Linked DNA regions of Mus musculus: regions 1 and 3 are each linked to region 2. Evidence: chromatin loops called from intact Hi-C (ENCODE). Cell type or tissue: left cerebral cortex. All regions are shown on one strand. Each heading gives the region's core, and the rest is flanking DNA. Links, peaks and the distances in the headings are about the cores only.

Region 1 (10,190 bases), core at 1,431-9,430, 110 kb after region 2:
ACGCTCCTGGTGTGAACAAGAATGCCATGAACAAAGCTGTGCCTCTTCCGTTCCATGGAACCCCTGTCCCTCTTCACCTCCATCCTTCTCAAGGTTGGCTTGCGCTTAACTCCATCAGAGCTTACTTAAGCTGTCTGCATCTCAGCTTCTGCACCTGCATATAGGGTGATGGTAGTAATCTGTACCTCACAGGACCGTTTGAGGAGCTCATGTACTAACAGGGCTTAGGGTTGAGAAGATGGCCTAACACCTAACAGAGACCCTGAGATTGTAAGTGCTGTTTCCTGGGGGAACTGGTTCAGGCAGACAATCCTGATGCTATGAAGGACACTGTGATGTAGTTCACGAAGACAAACTGTGCCTTGAGTCCTTGAGGAAATACCCAAAGTGTGTGAAGCCTCCAGAAAAGTTCATCCAGGATACAGGACAGCCTAGAGCTACAGAATGTGTTCATTCATTCATTCATTCATTCATTCACTTATTCGGGGTGTCAAAACTAGCACCATACCTATCCAACACAAATGCTTACCACCAAGCTACATCCTGGGCCCTCCTATCTATGTGACTCAGGGAAAACTAATTCCCCTAGACTAGAACCTAAAAGAAAGAAAGAGATGGGGCACACATCTGTCTTTCATCCCTGCACTCTGTATGATGAACCAGGAGAGTTTTGAGGTCAGGGCAGCTTGAGCTGTGTAGGGAGTTCAACATTAACCTGGGATGCATGGCAAGATCCTGTCTTAAGACAGAGAGATGCTTTGGGAGATAGCTTAGTTTGGAAAGTGTTTGCCAAGCAAGCAAGAGGACCTGGACTTAATCCATGTGAAAAACTGGGCGCGATTACGTGATTGTAATCCTAATTCTGGGGAGCAGATACAGAAGGTCTCCTGGGGCGCGCTGACAGCCTGCCTTTGCCCAATCAGAGAGTTCCAGGCCAATGAAAGAGCTTGTCTCATAAATCAAGGTGGACAGTTACTGAGAAAAGACACCTAAAGATCTCTGGTGTACCCACACAGGAAAAGCTACATATACGGATGTCACAAACTCTCCAGCAATGTGATTTCCCCAAAGCCCAAAGACGTGCACGATTGCTCCTCCGCCTCATGGTAGCAGTGGGCTTATCTCCAAACTTTAAAACTGTTCGTGTCTAGGGTGAGCTTGCTGCCTGCCCAGACAGAAGTGAGCTCTCAGGCTCCACTTCCGAGGAACAGGAACCAGTTCAGCTAAGAACTGAAAAGCATTGCCAGGAGGGCATTGCCAGGTGAGCTGGCATACATGTGTAATTCAGCTCTGGGTAGATGGAGGCAGCAGGGTCAAGACTCAGGATTATCTTCTTTGACTACACAATGATCTGAGACTATTTGAGACCGAGAGAGAGAGAGAGAGAGAGAGAGAGAGAGAGAGAGAGAGAGAGAGAGAGAGAGAATGAAAAAGGAGGAGGAGGAGGGGGAGAGGGGGAGGGGAAGGGGGAGGGGGAGGGGAAAGGGGAGGGGAGAGGAGGGGGAGGGGAAGGGGGAGGGGAGGCATTTCCTAGACTTCACAGCTACCTGGTATCCTCTGACCACACAGGAAAGGACAGGCTATATCCATGTGGAAGCCAGCCTGGGAAGAAGAACACACCTTGAAACCTAATTTGGGACCCAAGGTTGAGTGATGAGTTATCTCATATTTGAAGGTATTTGAAAAGAATAGTGTCTAGGTGATGGTACCTACTGCTGTGTTAAAATACCATGATTAAAAGCAACTTGGGAAGAAAAGGGTTCATTTCATCTTACATTTCCACAACACAATCCATTATTAAAGGAAGTCTGAATGGGAACTCCAGGCAAAAACCATGGAAGAGCACTGCCTACTGGCTCTCTTCGGGAATTTGTATTCCCCACTCTCATGGGCTGCTCCCTCTCACATCAAACATTAATCAATGAAACATCCCATAGTCTTACCTATAAGCAATCTGGATAAAGGTATTTTTCTCACTTGAAGTTCCTCTTCCTGGATAGTTCTAGTTTGTGTCAACTTACACACACACACACACACACACACACTAACCAGAACACATAAAAAAAAAAAAACATTATCTTTGGCTATATGTTTTAAAGGTGTCATGCCTTAAGAAATCAAGGAACCAGCCACAAAAATATACCGAAAAAAAAAAAAATCAGTCATAATAGCAACACGAAGTTGAAGGTGCTCTGGACAACACAGGAGGAAAACATAAAAATGGTCTCAGCGGGGCACATACCATAACTCAGGAGGTAGAAGCAGGAGGATTTCTATGAGTTCAAGGTCATCCTGGACTAGTAAGTACCAGGCTATCTAAGACTACATAGCAAAAATAGCACGATCTTATATGTTAACGGGGGGAGGGCTCCCTGCATCTAGTCAGGACTCCCTTTTGTGGATCCAGTGGTTCATGAGGTTGGCCACATCTTTTTTTCAGGACAGGAGCCATCAACATGCCTTAGTCACAGTGACTGTCCCAGATGGAGGAAGTTAATATAAGCCAAGTGATACTCAAATCTAGTATTTGGAAATGTGGGACAGAGTCATTGAGTGAAGAAGAGCATTGCTACAGCCACTTTTGCTACTTGGAAGGCAGTCATCCCGAAAATAATTCAGTCATGAGACATCAGTGCTGAGAAAATTTCAGGTAGTAGAGTGGAGCCCTGTCATAATTAAGCCTCTGGAACAAAGGGTATGAGAAGAATTTCCTTGACCTGTGCCTCTGGATCAAATGACTCAATACATTTACTGTCTTGGGGCTGGGTGAAGGGAAGAGAAACTGACATATTTTGCAATACAGGAATTAATGAAAGAGTTTGCTTGCTGTTCATAAAACAAATATATACAAGGCACTTTTTAAAAGGAAGTTTTACATATGTTACAGGGATGAGGACTGCAATGTGAGACAGCATAGCTTTGATTCTGGTGAGGGTCCCAATAGGTGCCTCAGATCATGGCATCTGAGTGCATGCGAGCAGGAGACCAGATGGCAAGAAAGGAAGCTAGAGTACTAGGCTTTCTGTGCAACAACTGTCCTAGCTTACTTTCCATTGCTGTGATAAAATGCTCTGACCCAACACAACTTAGAAGAGGAAGGGATTAATTTGGTTTACACTTCCAGGTCACAGTCTATCACAGAGAAATCAGGGCAGAAATTCAAGCAAGAACTTGAAGGAGAAACTATGGAGGAACCTTACTCTCTCAGGTTCATGCTTTAGCTTTCTTGTAGAGTCCAGCATCACCTGCCTAAGGATGGTGCTGCCCATAGTGGGCTGTGACTACCTGCATCAATTAATAGTCAAAACAATCCTTCCCAACACACACACACACACACACACGCACGCACGCACGCACGCACGCACGCGCGTGCGCGCGCGCACACACACACACACACACACTACAGGTCAACCTGATGTGGGTAATTTCTCAGCTGAGGCTTTCTTCTCATATGACTCTAGGCTACTAGGACAACAGCTCTCTCATATAATGAACACAGTGTCCAGCTGAAACTGCCTTAATTCATTTAAGAAGGCTGCCTCCAGCCCCTTGACTTAATGACTTCCAATTATCCTCACCACCTGAAAGGTTCCATTTTAACTTCACACAGTGGTGACCAAGCTTCCAACATCAGAACTTTTAGAGGACACACATCTACAGTATTCAGCCCATAGCCTACATGGAGCCATCAAAATAAGGGAGCTGGGGCACCCCTGAGACAGGTAATTCACAGGTAACGGAGTTAACTGTGGAGCGGCTGATTATCAGAACTTGGAACCTTGGACGAGGGTCTCATGGATTGCTAGTGCTGGTCTGAAAGAAACCACAGAGCTTGCATTCGGAGGGTCCTGCAAGCAGGTGGCAAGAATCTAGTATCCATATTCCCAAGATGGTGGTCTAGGGGTTGTTCTGATGTCACCAAGAGCTCAGTAGATGAAGGAACCCGAGCAGCTAGCCCACTGTTCCTGAGGGTGCGTGGCTGGTGTTCTCCTGTGACTCGGTAAAGAGACTAGAGGAGACTGACAGGAGTTGGGAAGAGATACCTATGAGGCTGTGGGCTCCTGGTGGAGACGATCTGCTACACACTGGAAGACAAAAGGAGGTCTTCCCAGTTTTTATCGGTGTTTCTTCTTGGCAAAACCAAACAGGAGCCCGCTGGCATGAGACAGAAAAAGAAGGGCCAGTGAGAAGGCTCAGCAGGCAAAGAGGCTTGCTGCCAAGTCTGATGACTTGAGTTTAACCCTCAGGACCCACACAGTAGAAGGAGAGACTCGATGCCTGCAAGTTGTCCTCTGACTGCCACATACACACTGTAGCACGTATGTGCATGCACAAACACACACACACACACTAAATTATAAGCGTTTCCTTAAATATTTTAAATATATTTCCGCACAGAGCAGAAGCCAAGCTAGAGACGAGAGACAGGTAAAGCCAGTGGAGAGGGGCCCTTCTAGCCTATGTGTATGTATATGGTGTGTGTGTGTGCGCGCGTGTGCGTGCGTGTGTGTGTGTTGTGTGTATGACAGGCTTTCATTATGTAATCCTGGCTGTCCTGAACCAGGCTAGCCTCAAACTCACAGAGATTTATTTGCCTCTACCTCCTGAGTGCTGGGATTAAAAAAATTTGATGGAGATGCTTCTGGCTTCAAGTAGGAAGCCGGGGTGGGAGAGATGGCTCTATGGATAAAGGTGAGTCCAGCAAAAGCCTGATAAACTGATTTCTATCCCACAACCCAGGCAAAGGTGGAAGAGGAGATTCACCTCCACAAAGTTGTCCTCCGGTGGCCATGGGAATGTCCCTCAACATATCACATACATACAGAAAGAAGGGGGGGGGGGAAGGGAGAGAGGGAGAAAGAGAAAGTAGATTTAAAAGAAGAAGGGGCTAGGGAGCTGGCTCAGTAGTTAAAGTGCTTGCCACTCTTCACAGGCCTCAAGTCAGACCCCAGCACCTCCACTGGGCAGCTCACAATAGCCTCTAACTCCAGCTTCAGGGAATCTAATGCTCTCCTCTGGCCTCTAAAGGCCTACACAGTTGTGACAGATACACACATGTGCACAAACTTTAAAAGTTAACTTTTTAAATGAGAAGATGGGGAGAAAGAAGCCATCTTAAACAGTGGGAAAATATATCTTCTCCCGTAAGTGGAACTACAAGGTAGCAATTTCTAGAAAGTTTGACCGTATGATGGGGGCTCATGCTCTTCTCATCTCCTCCCTCTATCCTGGTCCTTGTCTTGTCTCTTAGTTAGGGTTACTGCTGCTGTGAACAGACACCATGACCTAGGCAACTCTATAAAGGACAATTAACTGGGGCTGCCTTACAGGTTCAGAGGTTCAGTCCATTATCATCACGGTGGGAAGCATGGAAGCTTACAGGCAGACATGGTGCTGAAGAAGCTGAGAGTTCTACATCTTGATCCAAAGGCAGCCTGGAGAAGACTGGCTTCCAGGCAGCTAGGAGGAGGGCCTCAAAGCCCACCCCCAAGGTGTCATGCTTCCTCCAACAAGGCCATACCTCCTAATAGTGCAACTCTCTGGGCCTAGCATGTTTAAACCTGTCCAGATATGATGCCAATATCCAGATTTAGTAACATACAGCCTTCCTGCCCCTTATACCTCTCATATTCTTTTTTCTTTTTTAAAAGATACCCTAATGTAATACAAGACGGACTTACATTCCTGCTTCTCCTGCTCCATCTTCTGATTCGGACTAAGATTCTAGGTTTGGGCCATCACACTCAGCTGATGGCCACCTGTCTCTGCATCCAGGTGTCCGATCAAAGAAAGATTTCCCTGGAGCTGCCACTGGTGTTCCAGGTCACAAACTTGTCCCCAAATCAATCACCATTGAGTGGATTGGGAGCACTCTCTTTGGCACATAGCACTAGGATCCATTCTCAGACTGGAGACACTGCACTGGTACCAGGCAGGAGTCTTTCAGAGGCTGAATAATCACCATCCAAGGGTCCTGAAGATGAGTGTGATTCAGTGGTTTTCAATAGAAACTGACTCTCTGCATCCAGTGACTCGCTAAGCACCTCTAAAGGGCTGCCAGAGCATCATGAAGGTCAGGGGCTGGGAAGCTGGAAAGCAAAGGCAGATGTAAAAGAGAACTTGGAGCCTGTGAGGATGTGAGGATGGACAGGAGTCGAGTCAGTGCCTCCACTCCTCCAAAGCTGTCATGAGATCTGTATGCAAGACCTTGTGGACAGTGAAAGTGAACCCAGGCACAGTGAACGCACAAGGCTGGCCACTGCTCTCTAGCAGCCGTGGAAGCCTGCTGGCCAGGCTTGTCCTCCAAACCTCAGGCAGACTTCTCTCCTAGCTCTACTCTCCTGTCTGGCCGAACACCCAGGAAAGGAGACTCTGCAGAGCCACCTTCAGCTCAACCAAGAAGATGCATCACGATGCCACATAACTGTCCCTAAGCAGGCACAACAAGACTGTCTCTGTCCACTGGGCGGGAGGGGGGATTTTTTTTCCTTCATATTGAGATCCTGGTATTAGGAAGGATTTGTGTACTTAAGAAATATACAAAAGTGAGATGTAACCAGACTACATAAATAGAATTCGCCTTCCCGACTCCTTCTCTCCAAAGGAAAACTGGCCCTCTGGGTCTATCATGGGCCAGCCTCTGGCAGAGAACACGAAAGAAAAATAAACTCCACGGAGCGCTCAGCTCCCCTCTGAGTCACCAGCCCACTGTTTGTCCACACCCTCCCTGGAGTTCCCTCGTGCCATTTCCTGTTCTCATTCAGGGAGCCAACATAAGGCACCTACTATGTTCTAGGGAAAAGGACAGGTAAGACTGGCAGAGAATGAAATGTAGCTCCCCTCTAGAGGGACTGACCTCCATCCTTCCGAAATTCCCCTTCTTTCCAGAAACTTCTCAGATGTCGTCCCAGGCACTCTGGCATAGTCCCACAGCCTTGCTCATGTCTCCACGCGGCTGTTAGTGATTATCTACAGTATGTGTGTATATGACATGTCATTTTTGTTTTTTAATGAATGCTTTATTTGTGTTGGTCCCATCTTCCCCCTAGAGCACCAAAGACCTTTGAAGGTTGGGTTTCTGCTGTTTCTTTCTCTGTGCCTAATGACAACGTGCAGTGTGTAAGCCTGTGCTCCAAAGGGAGAGGACCATATGGGGGTTTCCAAAGACAACCAAGAGTCTTTCCACAGTCTTTCTTTCAGCGATGCAGAATGTGCTTTGCATACATTGCTTCCTTGCTCCTCGCCCTGCTGTGAGTGGTCCCTGATACGGCCATCACTATTGTCCCCTTTGTCCCATTCAATGGATGAATGAGTGTTTGAGAAGGTGGTGGCCACAGAACTCCAGCATGAGCCGGGGTGTCCACACCAAGCTCCATGTTTCCCCTGACCTGGGTGTGGTCAAATTGTGGAATAATTACTAGGGATTTAGTCTGTGCTGGGCTCTGAACCACTTCTGGCTTCACGATTCTGGCTTTGGAGGTTGCTACTCTCCTTACTTTTAGTAAGGAAATCAAGGTAACTGGTGGACAGGAGGCATGGGTGGTATGGTATGGTGTATATGCATGCGTATGTGAGGGTATGCGTGTCTGTGTAACATACAGACGTGTAACGCAGAGGTCAGAAGAGAGTGCAGGAACCACCCTCTATGGCTCTCCATCTTATTTGTTGAGACAGGGTGTCTGGCTGGCTGCAGAGCTCACAGCATCCCCCTGTCTCCACCCACTGCAGTTACAGGCAGGCACAGTCAAGCTCAGCCTTTGAGTGGGTGCTGGCGATTTGAACTCAGATTTTCCAGCTTTGACAGCAAGCACTCTGAGCCACTGAGCCATCTCCCAGACCCAAGAAAGCAAAACTGGAACTTAATCTAGCTTGCTCTAAGTCCTCAAATGTATCTTTTTTTTTTAGCTGTCATGTCAATTGTGGTATAAAAGGATGTGAATGAATGAACTTCCAGAATTCACTTTTCCACACCTCCCAGGCTGGCTCTACCGTTACACTGGGATTTAATTTCAGCTCCGTGGAAGGCGGCCAGCAGCAGGAGGAGGAGATAAGGGGGTGGGAGTGAGGGGGTGGGGGGAAATATGAGCAGAATACATGATATGCATGCATGAAGATGTCATAGTGAAAACCTTTATTTTAAACAATGCATACATATGTACATATATAAATATTAATATATAGGAGAATATTTCCATTGTATAAGTCTATGGCCCTGGAAAGGACACTAGGTCATTCTGAGTGTTTCTTCTTTCGGGCCATGGAGCTTAACTGAGCAGACAAAATTCCTATCTGGACTGTACCAGGCATGTTGTAAGGATTAAATAAAAGGGAAAACATGCACAAGCTTTCAACAAGCCCCACATGGAGTGAACACCCTGGAAATATTAACTTTCCCCCTCATAACAGCAGCCGTTTTTATTACTGCCCTGCTTCAGTCAGTCTGGCCCCAGCCTCTCTCGCAGGACCTTCTTCGCTAACATGTTGATGGAGCCGAAAAGGCCAGATTTCTGGGGAGCCTCGGATCCCCTCGGCTTATAACAGAACAGCCCCGGCAGCTGCCTTGTTGAGCCTGTGCGTGCAGCCAGGCTGTGAGGCCGAGGCCTTGCTGATGTCCTGTCCTAGCCAGCCTCCTTCGGCTGCCGCGCACATGTTCCATAAATGGGAATCATTAACCGGGAGGCTCATAAACACTCTCTCCCGACAAGGTTGTGCAGCGCGTGCCGACTGTGTGGCAATCTCTCAGGCAAGCCCCTGAGCCCAGATACAAGGCAGCCATCTGTGCATGTAAAAACCTGTGTGCCCTGAAAAGAAACTTCCAGGAGCCAGGGTCTACTTCCCTAGCTACCTGAACAAACTCTGTTTCTGTTCCCTCCATACAAACCTGGCTAGTTGGTTCATAATAATTAGCAGATAGGCTTTCCCTTCTCCCTGAGGGTGTTCGAAACTCACAATTTTCTTTGCATTTACAAAAACCTCAAGACAAAGAGGGAAGGTGGGGAGAGTGGTTGACAGTCTAGGTGAGACCAAAAGGAAGCCATTCTACTGTAAGCTCCTGCAAATACATTATGCAGAGAGCTTAAGACCCTGGTATTATCAAAAGAAACCAATATCGCTCATTCTCCATAGATGATGAAATAAGGGCCCTGAGATATAGAAAGACCCAAAACTTTCCTGCACTAGACTTATGCTAAATTGGGGGTGGGAGAGGCAGTAGGATCACAATGGGGTTGGATGTCTTAAGGGTACAGAAGGTAGCACTTCAGTTAATAGCCCTGGTGCAATCATGCAGACTGGAACTTTCCAAGAAGAGGGGATCAGATGTGTTCAGTGAATGATTCCTTGAGCAAAATTACATCAGCAGAAGACCTTGAGAGGAGGTAGTGTCATCTCTCTCAGCATCAGTTTCTCCATTCGCAAACTGGACGGATGAGAGAGCTATTGAGAGAAGCTGTCTTCACTGAAGCTGTATACAGAGACTTCGCATGAAGCCAGTCAGTTCTGAGCTAGAGGAGACCCAGGGCCAACCCCTGATGACACCATTGCCCTCTGCCAAGGGAACAGGAAGGATGGGGGCATTGGGAGATCAGAGGCATGGAAAGAGGAAGAGAAAAAGAGATGGGGTGAGGAGAAGGCGGAACAGAGAGAAGAGGCTGGGCTAGCTAGGAGGGGAAGAGGAGGCAGCAGCCTGCAGAGCAGGGGGATCCTGGGCTTCATAAGCAAGAGGAAAGGGCGCTTTGGCGGCAGCCCAGTTTCTGATGGGGGAAAAGGAGACAGTTGGTTCTCCGATGGCTGGCAGATGCCCTGGGCTCCAGCAGATTAAAGGTCCTTGCTCTCCTGTCATACACATAGCCTTTGTTAGATTATTGAGCACCATGGGGGCATGGCTGGACCAAGATCTGATGGCTATCCTCCCTGAGTGCTATGTTGTATGAAGAAGGCACACAGGACTTCAGAGAATTCCCAGGGCTGGAGGAGACACTCTGTTGTCCCTTTCCTGATATCCCTGCCCCCCTCCCCCATCTTCAGTCTCCTGGCCCATTTCAGGTCTTTGTCCCAACAGCACAACCTGCCTTTTCTTAGTTCCTGTTCCTGTTCTTGATGTTGTTTTGACTGTGGGTTTCATGTAGTCCTGACTGACCTTGAACTTGCTACATAGAGGTTGGTTTTGAATTCCTGATCCCTCTAGCTCC
Region 2 (10,190 bases), core at 1,191-9,190:
TAAAGATGCTTCTGCTCTTTTCTTTAAGCTCTCACCTTTCTTACTCTCATCTCTAGCCCTCCTTCTCTCCCTCCCTTCCCCTTTCTCTCCACATGGCCATGGCCGGCCTCTCTCTCTCTTTCTACCTTCTCTCTTTCTCTCTGCCTTTATACAATAAAGCTCTAAAACCTTAAAAAAAGATGCTTCTGTTCCTTTTTTTGGTAAGGTATTTATGTGTTCTCAGCATTGGTGATTCCAAAATCAAAATATTAGTCAACTCCTAAAAGCACTGGAGATATACTCTGGCACGCAGCATCAACAATTGTATCCAACATTTAACTCTTCAGGTAAAGCTAAACAAGTCCACCCATCTCATTAATATGCAAATTGCCTCAATATTTAACAAAAGGTAGAATGGTATATGTCTCAAAGAATTGCTATATAGTAAGTTTCTTCATGATTGATTCTCAGTAAACATCTGATTTTGTCTGCTATTTTAATATGGCTATATAAATAGAATCTTATGATTCTCAGGTAAAAAGGAGTCATGAGTAGGAAAACTATGCTTAAATCCACCTGCTCCTCTCCCTGCAGAGCACGAGCTCCGCAGAGATTTGCACCCCAAGTGTCTAGACAGCAGCCTGGTCAGGAGAAGCCCCACCTACAGCAGCGCATGGTAGGTACTTGTCTTTATCCTTAGCCAGCATTGCCTCCTAACCAGAGGAGTGAACCGAGAGACATCTCCAAAGGACATCTCAAAAGGCATGGATCAACCAGTACACTGCAGATGTTTAAAGAGAACCCACCTGTATTAATTACTTTGCTATTATGTGATAAAGCACCAAAACCAACGCGACTCTTTGAGGCTTATGGTTCCGGAGGGTTATGATCCCGAATGGTAAGACGAACACGGCAGCAGGCAGCACACATGCTGGCTGGAGCTGGAAGCTGAGAGCTTACATCTCAAACCTCATGCAGGAAGCAGAGAACAAATTGGGGATGCTGGGAATCTTTTAAACTCTCAAAGCTCTATCCCTATCCCCCACATACTTCCTCCAGCAAGATGGAACCTCCGGACCAAGTATTCAAGGGCCAAAACCTATGGGGAAACACTCTTATTAAAAGCTTTGCAACATCAACCCATAAATTAGCTAGCACATAGTATCATATGTACATAAAACTTGGCCAGGGCCTTTGAGGAGAGGTAGATACAGAAAAGGTATAATCTCTGTTTATTTAAAAAAAAACCAACCAACCAACAAACCAACCAACCAACCAACCAAGAAACAGCCCAAGTTGAGCTCTCATAACTCTCAGTACTTTTCCACCTTAATCTCACCTTCTAAACCTGACCCACTCATCGCTTCCACCAGTTCCCAAAAGTAAATACTTTCTTGGATCTCGGAGAAGCACAAGGGATTGGTTTACAAAGCCCCATATGTCGACCATTTGTTTGCTATGGTTTTCCATTTCAGAATCAGAAATGGAACCACAGAACTATTCGTCTTCCTCCAAAGGTCTTAGTAAAGACTCCGTCATTTCCACATTAAGAAGAGGAGTAGGGAGGGAGAGACTCCATCTGGAAGATGAGCAGACCGATGGGCTCCACAGGTGGACAACCTTCAGACAGAAGAACAAATCCTGGTCACCTGCGTTGCCAATGGCCATGACTTTCAGGAGAAGTATAAAGATTTAGGGGCCTTTTATGTGGATATTTAAAATAATCCTGCTTTAAAAACTACCACAACTCAGAAGACCAAAAAAATGTTTACTTGGTTAAGTTTCTTTTAATGACTATGAAAACCCATGAACGAGGAAAACTGGCCAGGATTTTTTTTTCTTTTTTTTTTTTTTTTTTGAGGCTATGAAAGCCTCTTATTTTTATAGTTTTGAAAATCCTTGGAGTTTAACTTTGAACTTTAACCAAGAAAAATTACATCTTCTAAACAATGGCGTTTGTTGATTGGATGAAGGACTAGATCAATATTGGTCTTGGAGCTTGTATTGGCTGCTGCTGCAGAAATATGCGGGTTGTGGTGTTAAAAAATTATGTCAGTTCCTCACCATGCATATCTTTTTCTTGGCATTTTGCCTGGGAATTAGTTTCCAAAGACACTTCCAGAAGTCAGCCTAGAGCCTGGCCTCCCTGGTCAAGGAAGTTACACATGAGCTCTCGGAAAGCATCCTGGGCTGGTGAGCTTCTGGGAGGGAGGGAGGGAGGGAGGGAGGGAGAGAGGGTGAGGGCCTGGGCACCTCAAGGCTCTTGCTCTTCTCCCCACACAGCTTCCACTGTGATGTGTCCCACAGAGGGTGAAAAAAAAAAGAAACCAAATCCAGTCAGTCCATCTTAGAATTGCAAAGTTAAGACAACGGACATGTCAGAATGTCTTAAGTCTCACGGGACTGGGAGTGGGGGTGGAAGCTCTAAGGAACATCAGTAGTAAACTTTTGGTGTTTCATTTTAGACTTAACACAGAGTCCAGAAGTCTTTGACACATGTTTACCTATGGATAAGTGTGTGTGTGTGTGTAGAGGCCGGAGGACGACCTTCGTTGCTTTTCACCCCCCCCCCTCCGTCCCCCTTTTTTTTGAACAGAGTCTGTCATTAATCTCAAACTCTCCAAGTAGACTGGGCTGGCTGGCTTGCCATAGAACCACAGGCATCCATCTTTTCTGTCTGCCTTGTAATACTTTATTCACTGACCTATCTTCCAAACCCATCCGCTAGTGTATTTGTAAAAACAAAACAAAACAAAACAAAACAAAACAAACAAATCTACTCATCTACTTATGTGTTGAATCGCCTGCCTCTGCAGACCCAAGTTGCGGATTCCCCTTTGTTACATAGGCCTGTGGAGGTTGGGGAGGGGAAGGCTACTAAGAAAATCTCAACAGGAATCCCTGCTCTGCCTTTGGCCCGATCACTGAAGGTGTGTCCCACCTGTTTGCCTTACAAACTAAGTGCTGCCCCACCAGCACTATGAGAGCATCGTGGTACACTTCAGCAGTTGGCACAGTGCTCTCTGTCTTTGCTACATGTGGGCACACCCTTGCCATTGCCTGGGAAAGGCCAGATAAAGAACTCTCACTGCATGTGTCTGTCTTCTGAGAGTCTGTTGGCTGACTCCATCCTTGGGCTCCCGGTGGGCAGCAGGAGCCCTTGGCCTTTGCATCAATGTTATACTGCCACACGGCCACTAGAAACACCCCTGACAGTGAGGCTGCGATCTTGGCACATCCCTTTGCAGAGGTCACCAACTCCATGCCTGCCAGATTCCCACAGCTTTCTGACCACGTCTCTGTTATGTCTGGGACTACTTTTTAGCCCTACTCGGTAAGGATGTGCTATGCTCCGTATGGTAGAGAGGAAATATGACTTCTGTTGATATTGATTGAGTACTGACTGTCTACCGTACTTGCATAAGGAACTTTGTATGCTGTATCTAACCATACTCACAGTGTTTGCATTGAAGAAATCGAGAAGAAACACCTTGTAGACTCTGCTGTGGGTCCTTATGGCACAGCAGAACCATTTCTAGCATGGATGCAACAGTGAATCTCTCCCAGGTCATTTTCTCCTACTGTGCTACCTCTCTTCAAGACCATCCCTATCAGGATTGCCCAGAGTCCCACCCCTAGTGGATGACTGGCAGAGCCTCCCATGCCCATAAACACATGGTCACCAGCACAGATGCTGCTCATTCACGGGTCCCAAGACCTGTGGGCTGGCCTCCTCTGCCAACCATTCTCCAACTCTTCAAGTCTATTCCACAGAACACTCAAGACCCTGCCCCCATGTCCTGCCTTCAAGGGCCTCATTTCTCTGAACCGATCGGTTCTCCTGAGACAGTCATCATTCCCAAAGCACAACTGTGGTTTTGATTGTTTCCGCAACAAAAAGAATAGATTAGTCATTGACTCTCAGGACGCGAAAGAATCCTCATTATATTTGACTCAATGTGATCATTTTTAGAGAAAATGTCTAAATAACACAGTTAAAGCTACAGAGCAAGGGACAGGTTACTTCAAGACCAGAACATCACCTGTATGACTGTCACACAGAATACATCTGTTCAAAGGGATGCAAACTGACCTGTGAGGGCAGAATGAGGAGTGATAAGAGAGAGACAGATAATTTGGGGAGGGGGCAGGGTGACCTAAATTGTCCTATCACTGCCACTGTGGCACCACATTCCCTAGCCTTGTGGAGATGAAGGCATTTTTGAGGGAATGGCAGGTGTGACACTGGCCTGTGCCTTAGAAGAAAAGAAGTCAAACCTTCTTTCCCTGTTGGAGTGAGTCCCACATGACATATAGTCACAAGGTCCTTCTCCAGTGCTCTGGGATTGCTATGGCAGTCAGAAGACAACCTGTGGAAGCCGCTTTCTCCTTCTGCCTTGTAGGTTCTGAGAACCGACATCATGAGGCCAGCCTTGGCAGGAAGCGCCACTGCCTGCTGAGCCATCTCACTGGCCTCTTGGATCATTTTCAGTACGAGCTCCAACTCATTAGACAGTGCTGCCCATATTCATGTGGGTCTTCCCTCCTCGGTTAAATCTCTCTGGAAACACTCTCACAGACACGCCCAGAGATGAGTCTTGTCGCTTATTCTACATCTAGGCAAATTGATAATACCACCAAAGGGGACAAATCACGTGAAATCATCGCGGTGTCTGTCAGACGTTCAGTAGACCGTCAGCTTCAGAGCCTCAGGGAGAAGTGGGAGGTGGAGACCGATTTAGAACTGGCATTTGGTCTTGCGATCCAGATCAGCTCACGGATACCACGAGAGAAAAAATAGGACATCTAAAGATGGAAGCCTAGGGTTGCCCAAGCTTCAAGTTAGAGATGAAGGAGGGCGACTGACAAAATTACCAGAAAGGAGTGACTCAAGAGAGGGAGGCTGAGGAAGAGAGAAAACTGTTGGGGAAGGGCTTGAAGTCAACCCTGGCTAATCAAGTCGCTGAGGTGATTTGAGCACCTGAGAAACTTGAGCGCTGGGGTTTACTAATCCTCTGGTATCAAGAAAAGAAAGAGCAGGCTGTGGTGGGAGGTCACGGCCCTCCCAAATTTCAGAATGGTGCAAGCCCTGTTTGAGCAAGGATAAACCACGGGTCATCGGGGCAACCTGGCAGCTCTTCACCTTTTGGGTTGTAGGATTGAGATTGATGTGATTTTGTTTGGAGCTTGAAGGAAATGTTACCTTTTTGTGATGCCTGCCTGTCACAGAGCAGTCATCCCACTGCACTGAAAATTACTTCAGAGCAAAGCAACTACGGGAGTGAAACTGGGAATTGGAGGCAAAGCCCACCTAGTCCTTAGGGTCCTGCTGACGTCACCTTGAGGGGAGAGGGCTGCGGCACATGTGAAGGGAGGTTCCTGACATGCTTTTGGCAATAAGTCGTCAGGAAAGAGCAGATGCTCCCGAACCTTGAGTACCACAGAGGGAATTAGGAAATACCTCCCCAGCTATGTCACCCAGTGAAGCACGAGTTACACCATCCCCTTTCCATCTCCAGCATCCTAATTGCACTACAACGTTGGGACCACAATTAGAACCAGAAGCAGGACCCCAGAGGCAGAAACCAGCCAACCAGTCTGAGTCACTGAATTAGAAAAGCACCAGGCCTTTGGAAAGAGAGCCTACTTAGGTATGGGGATCTTTACACTCTGGACATTGTTGGTAAGGAGCTGAATGAGGTTCCAAAAATTGTTTTTGAAGTTATAGTGTAGACAGACACTGAAAAGGCTCTTGAAAGTAAAGATAGCAAGTAATTTCATTCACTCATTCATTCATTCATTCATTCATTCGCCCAATTTGATTTTGGAACACTTTGTGTATCTGAGAAGAGATAGGAGTGATATTTTTCCTCCCAGCACTTACAGTCTAGGCCATAGCTGGGAAAAATAGGATGTCTCCTGCTGTGAGCATGTCAGAGGGGGAACAGGGACACCAGAAGATAAAAGAGAGGCAGCATGATCAAGGGTCAGAAGGCTTCTGAAGTGAAACAGCATCTCAGCTATTGTCTGAAGGCCAGGACAGTCAAGGGACTTGTGTGTTCCTACCACGGGGAGGGGAGAATCCTACAGACATCGGCAGCCAATTGCTAAGGCTTATGTCTTGGAGCTTCCAAGAGCTCTGGGCATTGAGTTAGCTGTCCTCTGCTTCAGTATCCTCACGCAATAACAACACTGCCAATTTCAAGGAGTCTCAAGGACTAAACAGGCTGCAGCACACCGAGTACTAACCTACTCATTGCCTAGAGGCCGAGGAAGCTGAGGAAGGTGCCAGCCATGCCACCCAAGTTCGAAATCTGTTTCAGAACTGTGATTAGAAAATGTATTTCCTAGGGCTTTTCTACTGAATCCCAGACCCTATTTCCTGGCACTGTCTCAGGCTTCTGGATGGCAAATGCACCCACTCCCGGGTCAAGAGGCTCTGCCCTTGAGGTAGAGAAAGGGTGCCAGGGCTTAAGTGAGAATCATGGACTGGAAAGATGGCTCAGAAGGTACAGGAATGGGCTGCAGTGCCTGCGGACCTGAGTTTGATCCATGGGACCCACATGGTAGGAGACCATAGCTCCCCACAGGCTGTCCTCTTATCTCCACACACATGCCATGGCATGTACACATGTGCAGACATGTGTAAATATAAATATAAATGCAATTTTAAAACTTTTAAGGGGAGAACCACTTAAAGTTGACGTGGGAATTTGCTGGAGGGTCTGAGGCACCATCCCAGTTTCCGGTGGGCAGCAGAATTAATTCCCAGGGCACAGGCTCTGATGATGAGTTTACATATTACTCTCCCCATGGGCACAGAGTTCTGTGGCTTTCGGTACTGTCCCAGGCTATATGACCAGCACTGCTATCTGATTCCTAAATGTCTTCATTACCTTAAAAAGAAAACATTTGCCAGGCTCTTGGAGGTGCAGGTCTGAGGCAGAGCTTCTGTTGCAGAAATTGAGGATCTATAATCAGGAAATTCATAAGCATTGTGGATCTGGAGTAAAGAGCTCATTTTCAGGGAATCCCTCGCCTCCCCCATTTCCTACAGCTCCACTTGAGGCCCCTCCCCCACCTCTACTGCCCTTGGGTTACCTCACAGTCATACCATCCTGGCTTCTGGTCTAACGACTGAGAATCTATGTCAGGTATTCTGTTACGGCAACGAGACACACAATGAATATAAGCTCTCCCCCTCTCTCAAAGACACTAAGATCTCCAACGTCACAAGAACACCCATTTTCTGAGAGGACACATTTCCAAGGCAAGATTTACCATGACCCTCTCAAGTTCTCCCACATGGCTGATTCTTCTCCTCTTTTCTTTATTTAGATTTTATAGAAATAGGGGGTTCAAGGCATACGGATTTCCAGTTGGGGAAGATGAAAACACTCTAAAGAGGTGATGGTTACAGCTGGATGTGGTAAGTCTTAATCCCATCAGAGATAGGAGGATCTCTATATGAGTTCAAGGTCAGCCTGATCAACATAGGAAGTTCTAGGACAGCCAGGCCAGTTACACAGAGAAACTGTGCCTTGAAAAGTCAAAAGGTAAGGGAAGAAATGATGGTTGCACAACAATGTGCATGTGCCTAGTGCCACAAACTGTGTGCCTCAAGGCAGTTAGGATGGCATATTGTATGCTATACATTTTTTTTCTTTAACAGGTTAAGAAGTAATATGATTATGCTAGCTTTATGGCTAAGCAGCTCCCTGAATTCTAGAGGGTCTTATAGTTGGGGTACCTTAGCAAGAATTTGAATGTCTTCTGTGAAATGAGTGTGACCTTTTAATTAATTTTTAAAAATTAGCTACAGAGCTGTCACTCTGGTTGAAAGTTCAGGCTGGAGTCTGGTGGCCTGGGATTGCACAGCTCCCAGGGTTTGGGGAAATGGGTAAGCCAAGTCTTTCTCTATGCCTAGGTTTTGTCACCTGAAAAATAAAAACTATTGTTTCTCCATTATAAGGTTGCAAGAAATAAATGAATTAATGTGTCAAAAATCTGGTAGGAGCATCACCTATACTTATTATCTGTCCAAAGTCCTGCTGTCCTGGAGCAGACAACAAATATGCAAATGTGGGTTGTAGATATAGTCAGCAGTCAGAGTACACTGATGCTGTGTGTAAGACAAGGAGCTATAGCCTTATCAGAAACATGGAAACAGGGTTGGGGGAGGAAGAGAGAGGGGAGGGGAAGGGAGGGGAGGATAGAAAGAGAGAAAGAGAGAGAGAGAGAGAGAGAGAGAGAGAGAGAGAGAGAGAGAGAGAGAATCTTCTCCTGGTACAGTCAGAGGCTGACTTAACACAGCCAATCATGAACATTGATGCCTCTGGCCTGCCCTCTCAGACTCCTCTTTCTGAGGAAGACAGTGACTGATGGGGCCCCTGCCCTCTGAGGAGGCCTAAGCCACAGCTCAGGGCAGCCTGCAGTTTCTGTAGCAGGTACTTTTCCTGTTGCCCTCAGAGGAAACATGAATCAGCCACTGTTTGGTTCCATTTCCTGGGAGGCCTCAGGCCCAGGAAATCTGTGGTTTAAGCATCAGTTCAGAGATCAAATGAAATGGCTCTTGGCAGTGGCGTGTGTTGCTAGGACCACTGACAATGTTCTCTGAAGCCAGATGAGTCACGGTGAGCTGGCTCTTCGGCTGTCTTTCTCCTGATTACATTCATCTCGTGAAATGAGTAGAATTTCCTGGCCTCCGGTGACTCTTCCTTAGCTGGGCTGGATGGAGGAGCACATCTGGAGCAGTTTGGGCAAGGATGGAGGGTCCATCCTGTGTGGTTGCCTGCTTGGTACAGCGCTAGAGCAGAGGTCAGGCATGTGTATCCTCACGTGTACTACAACTAGTGAATGCTGGAGTCAGAGACCTGCTCTGACCACTTCTCTCTCTCTCCCTCTCCAGCTACTGAGCAGAGACTGTTGTAACCAGTCTTGGGACAACCAAACTCTTTACCATACATCGCAAAAGGAAAATTAGGTTATAGTTCACCTTATTTATACGGCTATTCTCTATCCTCCCGTGTAATGAAATAATTAAGAAATCTTACAGGATTTTTGCAGAGACAGTTAGATAACATCAGCATGTAAATCATCACCCCTTTGGGCTCCTGTGTATCAAGAGATCTTTCCGTGCATGGATTTATCATGAAGGAGGAAGGGTTTTCCATGACAGAGTAGTAATGTGGTGACCGGTCCAGGATAACAGAGCCTGGCGCAGGCTAAACGAGGATACTGTGATGTTGAAGATACTTGGTGAACAGCCACATACCCACCGCATCTCAGTGCTGGTATCTGTTTTGTGATTTAACTCCATGTGGTTTTGAAAGTCTTTCCTACACAGAAAGCATGGGAGTTGAATCCTACCTCCCAGGACAAGCCGTGATATGTAATTTCCAGGTAGATGACACCCAAAAGATAGTATTTGAAACAGTTCGTAATCTTGGAGTCATCATATAGATGCTATCAGTGGTGATAGTGACATCATCAATGGCAGTGATGGGTGAGAGAGTTCATGTTCAGAACCTCTCAGGTCTCGGGAAGGCACCTTTTCAGGTAGCTTGGGTGATCTACTGACATCTGTTCTAACTTCAACATTCTTTGAGCAAGTGCACACATTTGTGAGTTAGGCTATGGGAATGAAGCAGACTGTGAAAAGCTAGATGCATACCTTATTTAAAAGGGGGAGATGTTATGTAGCTATAACTCTTAGATAACTAGAATTTCCCAGCTGATATATGCACCTGGCTGTATGTGTCTATTATCTATCTATCTATCTATCTATCTATCTATCTATCTATCTATCTATCTACCTATCCATCCATCCATCCATCCATCCATCCATCTACCTATCTAACCCTCTACATATCACCCGTCAATTACTTATCTATCAACATCTATCATTTACTGCAATTATACAATCTATCTATTCATGTAAATGGGTGTATATTTTAATAATTCAAAATCTTGATATGCTCAAGAGGTGTGAAAAATTATAACAATAAATCAAGGACTGTCTCTATTACACCAGACCCACCCACAGCCGCATGTCTCCTTGCCTCAGTCTCAGGCAAACGCTAACTTGCTTTCTGTCTCTGAGCATTTGCCTCTTCTGGGATTGGACATGAACAAGTCATGCACTTTGGGGCCTTCAGCCAAAGGCTGCTTCCACTTAGCATCATGTTTCCCGGGTCCATCACTCCAGGGCA
Region 3 (10,190 bases), core at 1,287-9,286, 130 kb after region 2:
CCACACAGACACAAGATATTTTCTCTGCAAAGTAGGGTCTCTTCTCACTAAAGCCTATCCAAGTAAGAAAAGGAAACAATGAAACAAAGTAGTAATAATCAAGGAGAAAAGTAGTAGTAATGACTCAAGGAAAAAAGAAGTATAGGATACAGTAAGGGGGCAGAGGAGGGCGTGGCTACCTCTCTCAAAGTCAGTCAGGAAATGGACTTTTTACATGAACCTTAGTGGAGCTTTTCAGAAGGGGGAATGGAAGATGCCTCTGGCTGTCTATCCAGAAAAAAAATAATATTAAGAAAAAAGCTGAAAGGTTGGGCAGTGGTGGCGCATGCCTTTAATCCCAGCACTCGGGAGGCAGAGGCAAGCGGATTTCTGAGTTCGAGGCCAGCCTGGTCTGCAAAGTGAGTTCCAGGACAGCCAGGGCTATACAGAGAAACCCTGTCTCAAAAAACCAAAAAAAAAAAAAAAAAAAAAAAAGCTGAAAGAGGGATGCTGTTTTAGTTTAAGGTTTCTATTGCTGTGATGAAACACCATGACCAAAGCAACCTGGGAAGCAGAGAGTTTATTTTAGCTTACTCTTCCATATTACTGTTCATCATCAATGGAAGTCAGGACAGGGTGGGAAACTGGAAGCAAAAGCTAATATAGAGGCTGTTGGCATCAGGGCCCCTGAAACCTGTGACATCACATAGGCAGGACCTACAGACCTGTTGCCAAGACAACAGCCACCATATTCTCAGAATCCACTTAGCTCACCTCCCACCTTTACCTGCGTTATGTCATTATCCATATATATGGAACACCCCTCCCTCCCTCTCTCTCTTCCCCCCTTCTCTTTCTGCCACCACCTTCCTTGCCCCTCTCTCTCCCAATAAACCTTTTACACATGGAACTGTTTTGGCCTAGTGTGCTGTGTTCAAACTGGAGCCGCTACTCTAACACATCAGAGGCCATGGAGGTATGCTGCTTACTGGCTTGTTCCACATGGTTTGCTCAGCCTGCTTTCTTATAGACTCTAGGACTACCAGCCCAGGGATGGCATCACCCATAATGGACTGGACCCTTCCCCATCAATCACTAATTAAGAAAATGTCCCACAGGCTTGGGTTCAGCCAGAGTTTATGGAGCCGTTTTCTTAATTGAGTTTCCCTACTCAGGTGACTTTAGCTTGTGTCAAGTTGACATAAAACTAGCCAGCATAGATGTCAACATGGCTCAGCATGAAAAGTGCTTGCTACCAAGCCTAATGGTCTAAGTTCAATTCCAGTTATCTACATGGTAGAAGGAAAGGACCAACACCTACAAAGTTTTACACTCATGTGCCAGGGCACACATATCTCCTCCCCCCCACACACACACATAAATAAATAATTTCTAATACAGAAAAACCATGATGAAGGTCTTAGCAGTACTTCCATGGCTGAGTTCATCCCTTTCACTCAGTGTAATTACTATAACCAGACGTTGTCTCTGTAGAGTATGACAATTCAGAGCAAACTCTAAATACTAATGGGTGCTTGAGCCAGCAGGTGTGTTTTCCTCTGAGATAAACCCTTCAAGAGAGACACTTGAACCATGGAGTCAGCCACTGTCAGTCTGTATAGGAAGTGTGGACCACAGGGTGTCCTGTCAGTAGACATTCAGATGTCACTGGGAACATCACCATCTGTGATGGCTATTCCTGGTTGTCAACTTGGCTACATCTGGAATGAACTATAATCCCGAAATGGAAGGTACAACTGTGATCCAGATCTTGAGGCTTGAAGACACAGGCTCCTGACCTGGATCTTGACATGAGATGACACACATCTTTAATTCCAGAAGAAAGAGGCAAGCAGATCTCTGAGTTCAAGGCCAGCCTAGGACAGAGAAAGTTCTAAATCCAGGCTTGGTAGAACATACCTTTAATCTGGGCCGTAGCTTCTGTTGGAGGCCTACCTAAGGACAATGGAAGAAGGAAGGCTTTCTTCTTCTTTGCCTGCTTGCACTTTCTTGCCAGCATATCCTACTTCTTCAGGATTCCAGCTTATACAGAAAACCAGATAAAACACCTAGCCTCATGGTATGGAGCAACTACTAAATTCTTGGACTTTACATTGACAACTGCCCATTGTCGGATTAGTTGGACTGCAGACTGTAAGCCATCCCAATAATTTCCCTTAATATATAGAGACATTCCATAAGTTCTGTGATTCTCATGAACCCTGACTAATGAACCATCAGAAAGGCCAAAGCTACTCAGTCCCAGACAGGCAGAGCTTCTCAGCTACCTCTGTCTGGTTGGGGGAAACAAGGACCATGACGTCAGTGGATGATCAGCACAGCTGGGAAGCCCTAGGAAGGGGGTGGGGGGAAGAGTGAGTTCAGCTTCTACAAGCAGCTGGGGGGGGGCGGGGGCGGCATTTGCTTGTTACCATCTGTCCACTGCATGGCCTGTACCCTCTGAAGTGTATGGCACACATCTGTGGCTAGTGAGCACCTATCTATGCCTTTAAGGGATGAGGGAGGGATAGCCTTCTTCAGGGAAATGTTCTCCAAAGTTCTGCGGAGGAGATGGTAAGCTAAAAATGTCCCGGGTCTGGCCAGACAGTACATTTGGTATTTGTACAGAAGGGATGGGGGCAGTGGTGTTTCTATTTAGAACAAATATGCATTTAGGGAAAGCAGTAGGGGGAACAAGAACTTTTTATTTTCTTTTTGAGAAAACTGTTTATAATAACAACAATTGCAGGATTTCAAAGCTGCATTTAATTGGCTGGCTGAATAAGTAAGTGAATAAATTTAGTTTGCAGCTGGCCCCAAGCAAAGGGGGAGGGAGGTTAAATTGGTTGTTTTGAGTGCTTCCAGACCAGACCAGAAAAGACCATCTTCAGGAGCCTCCCACCCCCATTTTATAGTGTGTGTGCACATTAGTTTATGTGCACCACCTGTATGTAGGTGGCCACATAGGATCTCCTAGAACTATAAGTACAAGCTGTTGTTGCCTGCCTTATGTGGGTGGTTGGTACCAAACCCAGGTCACCTGTAATCACAGTGGGCACTCTAATTATTTTTTAACTGCTATCAATACAGCCCCAAAGGCTCTTTTCTTGCTTTTTAATGAAGACATTATTAGGTAGCCCTGATGCTGGGTGGAGAGAGTTAGAGGTTGCTAGACATAGTCCTCACCCCTAAGGAGCTTACAGATGTGTCCTGAGGCCAGAAGACAACAGTTGATGCCTGTGGACAGTCACATAGACAGCCCAGGTCCTCTGTCATCATACTCTGCTCGCTAATGTCAAAGAGGCAAGACCTTTCGACTGTCAATGCCAGCTCCAGATCACACCACTCAAGAAGCATTATACACCAGGCAGTGAGAATCCTAGGCACTGGTTACAAAGCACTGGAAAGAAATTATAAAACTCTGCTCTTGGGAGTTTTATAGTCCAGAGAGGAGAGGCTCACAATACAGGAAGAGGTAAGGAAATTATAAGCAGATCATGTGGGGAAGCCTAAGGCAGCCAGGGGAAGGAGAATCACAGTGGAACTAGCTGTGGTTTTCATTAGAGTAGTCAAGAAAGAATTCCAATTTGCAAATAAAAAATGTATAAATAACTGAAAGGTGCAAAAGAAGAGAATATCGCTGGAAAGAACATTCCAGACAAAAGAGTCAACAAGTTCCAAGGTCCTATGTTGAAATGATGATATTTGAGGAGCCAATTTCAGCGTGGTTGGATCAGCTGTGAGGAAGCTAGCAGACAGGTGTTATGTAGGGTTTGGAAAGTGAAAGGCTTTGCAGGGTGTGGTGGGGACAACAGAATCTCTGTATGTGGGACTGTATGCTGCTGGAACACTTTGGTCAGAGAAATGGCGTGGGTGACTAGGGGGAACGCTCTGCTGATAGATACACTGTGAGTTCCAGGGGATGAAGCTGGGTGAGGTTGGGATACTTAGAGTAAGATGGACCAGTGGGAAGGATGAGGAATGGTTAGGTCTTACAGGGTGTTTGGGTAGAGCCTCTGTGTGTGTCTATGTGTCTGTGTGTCTATGTGCATTTTTGTATATGTGAATGCAGGACACACAAGCATGTGTGCAAATGTGCACATAAGTGGTGGCCAGAGTTCAATTTCCACTGTCCTTCCTCCAGTACTATCTATCCACTTTAGGTTTTGAGACAGGCTCTCTCTCAACGGGACAGGGATTTACTGATTAGGCTAAGATGGCTGGCCAGCAAGCCCCAGGGATCCACCTATCCCTGGGATTACAAGTTTGTGCCACCACACCCAGCATTTTATGTGAGTGGTGAGGATCAAAGTCAGGCATCTGGGGAGATGGCGCTGGGTTCCCAGGTGTAGGAAGCTATGAATAAGGATAAGAGGGGAAGGTTGGGAGTCTCAGAGATGCATTAAGGTCATGACACCTGTTAGTACTTCCAGGGGTCATGCCGAGCAAGCGGATGGCAGAAAGTCTGAAGTTCAGAAGAAAGGCCTGAGCTACGGAGCAGGAGTGGGGAGTATGAAGACACACAGCAGAAACATGGAAGAACTCTCAAGGGAGCAAGTGTGGACAGAGGAGAGATGAGTTCTTGAGTAGACGGCTAGAGTATGTCAGAGTCTGAGGACAGAGAAGGGACAGCCAGGGAATGACAGGAAGCCAGGCGGGTTGTCTTAGAAGTCAAAAGCAGAAAGGACTTTGAAAAGGAGGGCTGAATGCAATGTTAAATCCTGCTGATAACGGGGCTAGAGACTTGAGATCCTCTCTCAGCACCCACATAAAAGCAAGGCAGGGCAGCGTACACATCTAACTGCACCTTTGCATAGGGGGAGTGAATTGGATCCCAATTCAATGGCTAACCACAGTCTAGCTTACATGGTGAGCTCTCAGTTCAATGAGAGACCTTGGCTTCAAAAACTAAGGTCGAGGTCAATAGAGAAAAAAAACCTATTAGCAACCTCCAACCTCATTCCCACACATGGTCAGGCAAGCCCCTAAATGTATACAACACACACACACACACACACACACACACACACACACACACACCTCTTTAACAAAGAAAAATCCTACCAATAAATCAAGAAGGTGAGGTCTGAAAACTGACCACTGCATTTACCATCACAAAGGCCACTTTGAAAGGGCAACCTGTGGCCTGTTAGGGACCAAAGCCTGAATGGAAAACATTTGAGGGATGGCTATGAACTGGAAGGTGAAATAAACCCTTCCCTTTCCAAGTTGCTTTTGGCTGTGATGTTTATCAGAAACCCTAGGGCAAGTAGCAAATAAAGGAGGCAAGGTTTCAGCCCTGAGCATTGGATCAGACCTGGCTGTCTGAAAGCCCCTCAGCGGACCTGAAGAGTCACTCTCTGGGAAATCATTGGTTCTCAGGGAACACTGTTCCTCCTGTGTAGTAGCCACGCTCTCTCGCACCTGTGCTGCCCAGCTAGGAAGCCTTGTTCTGAACTCGCGTCATCACCCATTGCTTCTACCAGTGTGTGCACTGTAGTGATAGCTCTCGCTTCCCCCAAATCCATAGTGCGGCTGAGAGAGTCTAGGATTGGCTCAGCCTCTCTTGAATTGTGTGCTGGCATCTCCAGTCTTCCCCAGCTACAAAGCAGCTTTGTGTGCACATGGAAAATTCCTCTTCCAAGTCTGTGCCCGATGCCAGAGTTTGTGTTCTCAATACTGATACTAAATTGCCTCCAGATCCCCTGGCAATAGCATCTCCAGGGACGACCCTTTAGCACTCTCCTTTGAAATGGCAGCAGCCAGCCAATGTGCTCAGAGGACAACATGAGAATGTGCAATTTATTATGCATAGGTCACAGTTCATTTCAAGGAGTTCCTAAACTCATTCTAGGGGCCACTCACTAGGGAATGGAACTCTTTCATACTCGATGGTACAAAAGCCCTGGAAATATCATTTGTTTATGCTTTTCTAGGAAAGTAAGAAATAGTGCCAACACAAGAAGAAAAAAAAAAAACATGCTACTCGAATACATGGAGAGGAAGCATGGTAGGGGAAAGATCCTGATTCCTGACTACATCTTGATTGTGGGTGCATTGATCTTATCATGGTTGTGACCAAATACCAGATTGAAATAACTTAGAAGAGGAAAGATTTCTTCCCTTGCAGGGTCAGAGATACCAGTACACTGTGATGGGGAAGGAAGGGGTGATGGGTGATGGACAGCTCACAACATGAAGAACAGAAAACAGAGGAAAGCAGAAATAGGCAGGACCAGGGCAAGGTGAAGCCCCCAGGATTGTATTTCCTCCAGCCTAGCCCTAGCTTCCTCGGCACACCACCTCCTGGTAGTCTGTTGAAATTAGGAATTTCAAATTATGAATCATTATTAATTACGAGATGAATGGGGAAAGCATGGATGCTGGAGCATCCTCAGGACCCAGCTGCTCCCAGTGAGCATGCTCAGAAGTAAGCTCTAATAACCTGAGCATCTCTCAACCCCATCAGGTTGGCAAACAAAATCAATCACTACCAACCAGTTGTGTAGTCTCTGAACACTTTTCACCTTCTCAGCTATAGTCAAGAATGGGGCCTGTTGAAGGGCTGTCATATGAATAAAGGGATAAGATGTCAGGATGTGACATGTGGAAGGTGTGTCAATCAATCATTATCGCTATGATTTCCTTTTTTCTCAACATAGAGATCTGATAGTCACATGAGAACCTACTTGTGTATATGTGTGCTTGCTTGTGTGTATGTGTATTCACAAGTTTGTGTGTGAACGTGTATGTGGATGTATATTTAAGTTGTGGGTCAAGCTTCAACCCATCTGAGATTCCTGAATGTGCCCCTGTCCATCATTGTGTCTAGAAAAGCAGGGGAGGTGAACTCCCAGGAGTGAATTTTCAGGGTAGCGTGAGTGTGTTGTTGGAAGGATGCATGGTAGTTTGGACAGGTGCTCTGAGATGGGGAAAGGGAAATCAGCCTTGGCTCTCTCTCCCTGACCCGGCTGCAGAGCTGGATGTCTGTGGGCAGCTGCAGGAAGGAGAAAGCTAACTGAGCTGTGTGTGGAGGGCTGTGTGGTGGAGAACACCACAGAGAGTAAACAGCTCCGCTGTACTTCTGAGCCAGCGAGTGGGGCTCTGTTTCTGTAGGGCCTTGGGAGTGTTCAGTGCCACAGGGAATGCCTTTGTGTGGCAGATTGCCACCAGGGACAGAACATCACAAGGAGGAAGACATCATTCCTTGTTAGACAGGTTTGGGCCTTGATGAGGAGGGACTAGGCACCCTTTCTTGAGATGGCCACAGAAGTTGTCAATGGGACCTTTAGGGTATGGGACTCTGTGTGTGTGTGTGTGTGTGTGTGTGTGTGTGTGTGTGTGTGTGTGTGTGTGTCTCAACATACCAAGCAGTTACTGTCCAGGTTTCTAAAGAAAAAAGTTTCTGTTGTGACTTGGGGCATTTTTGCTCACACATCATTCTTACTCTGGATTCCAGGGGCTACCCTGTTGCCTTCATTTCTGGAGTTCTTACAGAGTTTCTAGGCAGACTTTGCCCACATGAGGCACTGGCGGGGTGGGGCTGAAGAAGAATCGGATTCAGATCTCTCATCCTCTTTTCTCCACCTTGAATTCTCCAGTTGTGGCTCTGTCTTCTCCATGCCTCTGGGTGGGGCCCTGGTGGACATCCAGGTCCCTGGACTCTATGAGTTGGTATGTTCTCTGCCTCTTTGTCTGGAGGTTGTAGTACCCCCTCCCTCACCCCCCTACCATCACCAGTATAACCAGTTCTCTCTGCTGTAGAAGACGGCATGATTCTGTTTTCCTGTTTAGATTCTAACTACACCGGTGTCTTTCTATAGTCCGAGAAAGCTAGAGGAATCTGAGATTCAATCAACAAACCTATGGTCTATCTATCTCAGTTCACATGGAGAAAACAGTGCTACCCCAGGTTTTATGAGATGCTGATGAGAATTCCCACTTGAGTTCTTCCACTCTTACGAATCCAATTGTCTCTCTAACCCAGGAAATAGCCAGCTTGTTCCAAACCCCCAACGAGATGATTCTCTGGCCTTTCTTCCCTCAGCTTGAGCACGTAAGAGTTCTGACTCGCCTGGTTTGCATCTTGCTGAGGTTGGAGCACTCCATTTCCTTTCAGATTTACTTCCTTCTTGTGGGTAGGCAGTCACAGCAATAGCTCCCAATGGAGTCAGCCCCTACTCCCCGCCACACACCCTCATGGTAGTCCCCACCCACACAGACTCGATGCTTGTCTGCACATCTGACCTGGCTAGTGGGATAGCATGTTGAACCAAAGCAGAGACTTGAAACGACATCCTGCATTGAGTCTTCCCTCTCATTCTTGCTGGGCTTGGATCCCAGCTACCATAGAAGAATCCAGCAGAGGTCTCTGAAGATGTGTAGCCCCACTAGCAGCCAGCATTCATTGCTAAAAGATCATCTTAACCTACCTAATCCCATTTGAGCTGCTCAGTAAAAGCAGACAAACTGTTGCTATGCAGAACCACGCATGAAGAAAGTGGTAGTGGTTTTCAGCCAGGTCATTTTCATTTTATTTTATTTTTGTGTGTATGGGTGTTTTGCCTACATATATGTGTACATGCTGTGTATAAGCAGTTGTCTACGCAGTGTCTTGGCCCATGGAGGCCAAGAGAAGGTTTTAGACCCCTAGGGACTAGAGTTGCACATAGTTGCAAGCATCAATAGGAGTGCTGAGAATTGAACCTGGGTCCTCTTCTCCTGTATCAACCAAACCTCCTAGAAAACAGTATCCTTTACCCTTCCTAAAACCCCCAACTAGCTTTTTGCCAAAGAGCCCTGGTTCATCAGCACAGAACCAACAGCTGCCTCTGCCTCAAGAGTTAAAAACCCCGACTTCCTTGAGTTAGTCGCCTCCTTTTAAAAAAAAGAAAGAAAGAAAAATCTGGAAGAGGGTGGTTTTGCTTTCAAATAATGTTCCAAAACTCTTTGGCTCACAGGGGCAAAGTCCTCATCTGGAAAACTCAGCAATGCTGCTATTTTAGAATGGCACCAGGCCTCCGGCTTCTTGATTCAGCCACAGTTGCCACCTCTTCTTCATGGAAAAGGAAAACACTGCCTGATGGTGAGTGGCTCGTTCCGAGGCCATTGCAGACAGCAGAGGCCTCTTGCCCTCTTGCCCGCTATGCCCCTTCATGACTATGCCCTCAACATCCCCCACCCCCACCCCCCAGCCAAAAAGTCCAGTCTTTCTACTCTGGAGCTGCTGAACTTCTAACCTGCTTAAGTGAAGACCCATCTGTCGTCCTTGACCCTGTGGTGTCCCCTCCACTCTCATCCCAACGGTGTGATGAAGACTGAGTGTAAGCCTGTGTAACACGCTAAAAATGCACGGCTGGCTGACTGTACTGTTAATGAGAAAGAGCGCGGTGAAAACCCGACGAGGTTGCTCACGCGGTCTCCCTTTCTGCAGCAGACCAAGTCTGGAAGCTTTTCCACACTTTTCCAGGGAAAGGGAGTCAGCCTCAAGCAGAGTAATCAGTGAAAGCTGCTTCTCCAACAGTCCCCAGGCGAGACTCCTGTGACCCTGTCCCGGCCAGAGTGCAGAGCCCCTTCGGGCAAGGTGACTCGTTGAGGTGATAAGTGTTCTCTGGAGTCTGGTTCTTTCTCAGAACTAGACTAGCTGGAGACAAAGGTTGTTCCTGCTCGCGATAAGCTTAAGAAGCCGCCTCTGGCTCTGGAGTTGATGCAATTACAACAGGAAAGGGACCTGGGGTTGGAAGGAACTCACGTAGGTAAAGGATCAGGTCAGAGCTAACCAGAAACTGTGGTCACCTCTCTGGGATGGCACATAGGTGGGTCAAAAAAGTTCATGGCCCCTGCTACTGTACCACCCAGAGGCCTGGCACAACCAGGCTGCTCCACTCACTCAGAAATAGCAGCCATGCCCCCACTAGCTCTCCCATCTCAGGAAGGCCTTCCTCATCTCACACCAGTGAGACCTGTCCTCACCACTCATCCTCTCCCTCTTCCAGGCCCCTCTGCGGCCTGCACATTCTCCTACCCAGTCTTTCCACATCAGAACGATGGAGTGTCTCCTTCTAAGGGACTTTGGCCTCTCACAGGGAGGAAGACACGTGCCCAGTAGGCCCTAAGGAAATGCTCACGGGGTGGACCAACAGACTCCTCATTCTTCCTTCAACTAAGCACATGTTCAAGATCCCCTCACAGGACTGCTTCATGCTCATCTA

What was found. A loop is a pair of places that touch in the nucleus more often than their neighbours do. Peaks named below come from ENCODE experiments on the same cell type or tissue, not always from the same donor. Only the 100,000 strongest peaks of a DNase experiment are listed, where the experiment ranks them.
Region 1: a loop joins it to region 2, with 2.0 times the contacts of the local background. A loop is called at or near these places in 3 of 42 quality-filtered maps.
Region 3: it touches region 2 in a loop (2.1-fold over the local background); 2 of 42 quality-filtered maps call a loop at or near these places.

The regions. Positions count from the first base shown.
Region 1 is chr5:53,378,215-53,388,404 of GRCm38, reverse strand. No RefSeq gene overlaps it. Among named protein-coding and RNA genes, the nearest start is that of Gm40303, 120 kb to the right of the region's middle. In left cerebral cortex, for the core only: a CTCF peak has its summit at 6,393; DNase peaks (open chromatin) are centred at 7,750, 7,965, 8,365, 8,508 and 2 more places.
Region 2 is chr5:53,489,232-53,499,421 of GRCm38, reverse strand. No RefSeq gene overlaps it. Among named protein-coding and RNA genes, the nearest start is that of Gm40304, 53 kb to the left of the region's middle. In left cerebral cortex, for the core only: no CTCF peak of the experiment used is centred there; a DNase peak (open chromatin) is centred at 4,716; H3K27ac peaks cover 607 bases.
Region 3 is chr5:53,359,468-53,369,657 of GRCm38, reverse strand. No RefSeq gene overlaps it. Among named protein-coding and RNA genes, the nearest start is that of Gm40303, 97 kb to the right of the region's middle. In left cerebral cortex, for the core only: no CTCF peak of the experiment used is centred there; DNase peaks (open chromatin) are centred at 2,591 and 5,570; H3K27ac peaks cover 461 bases.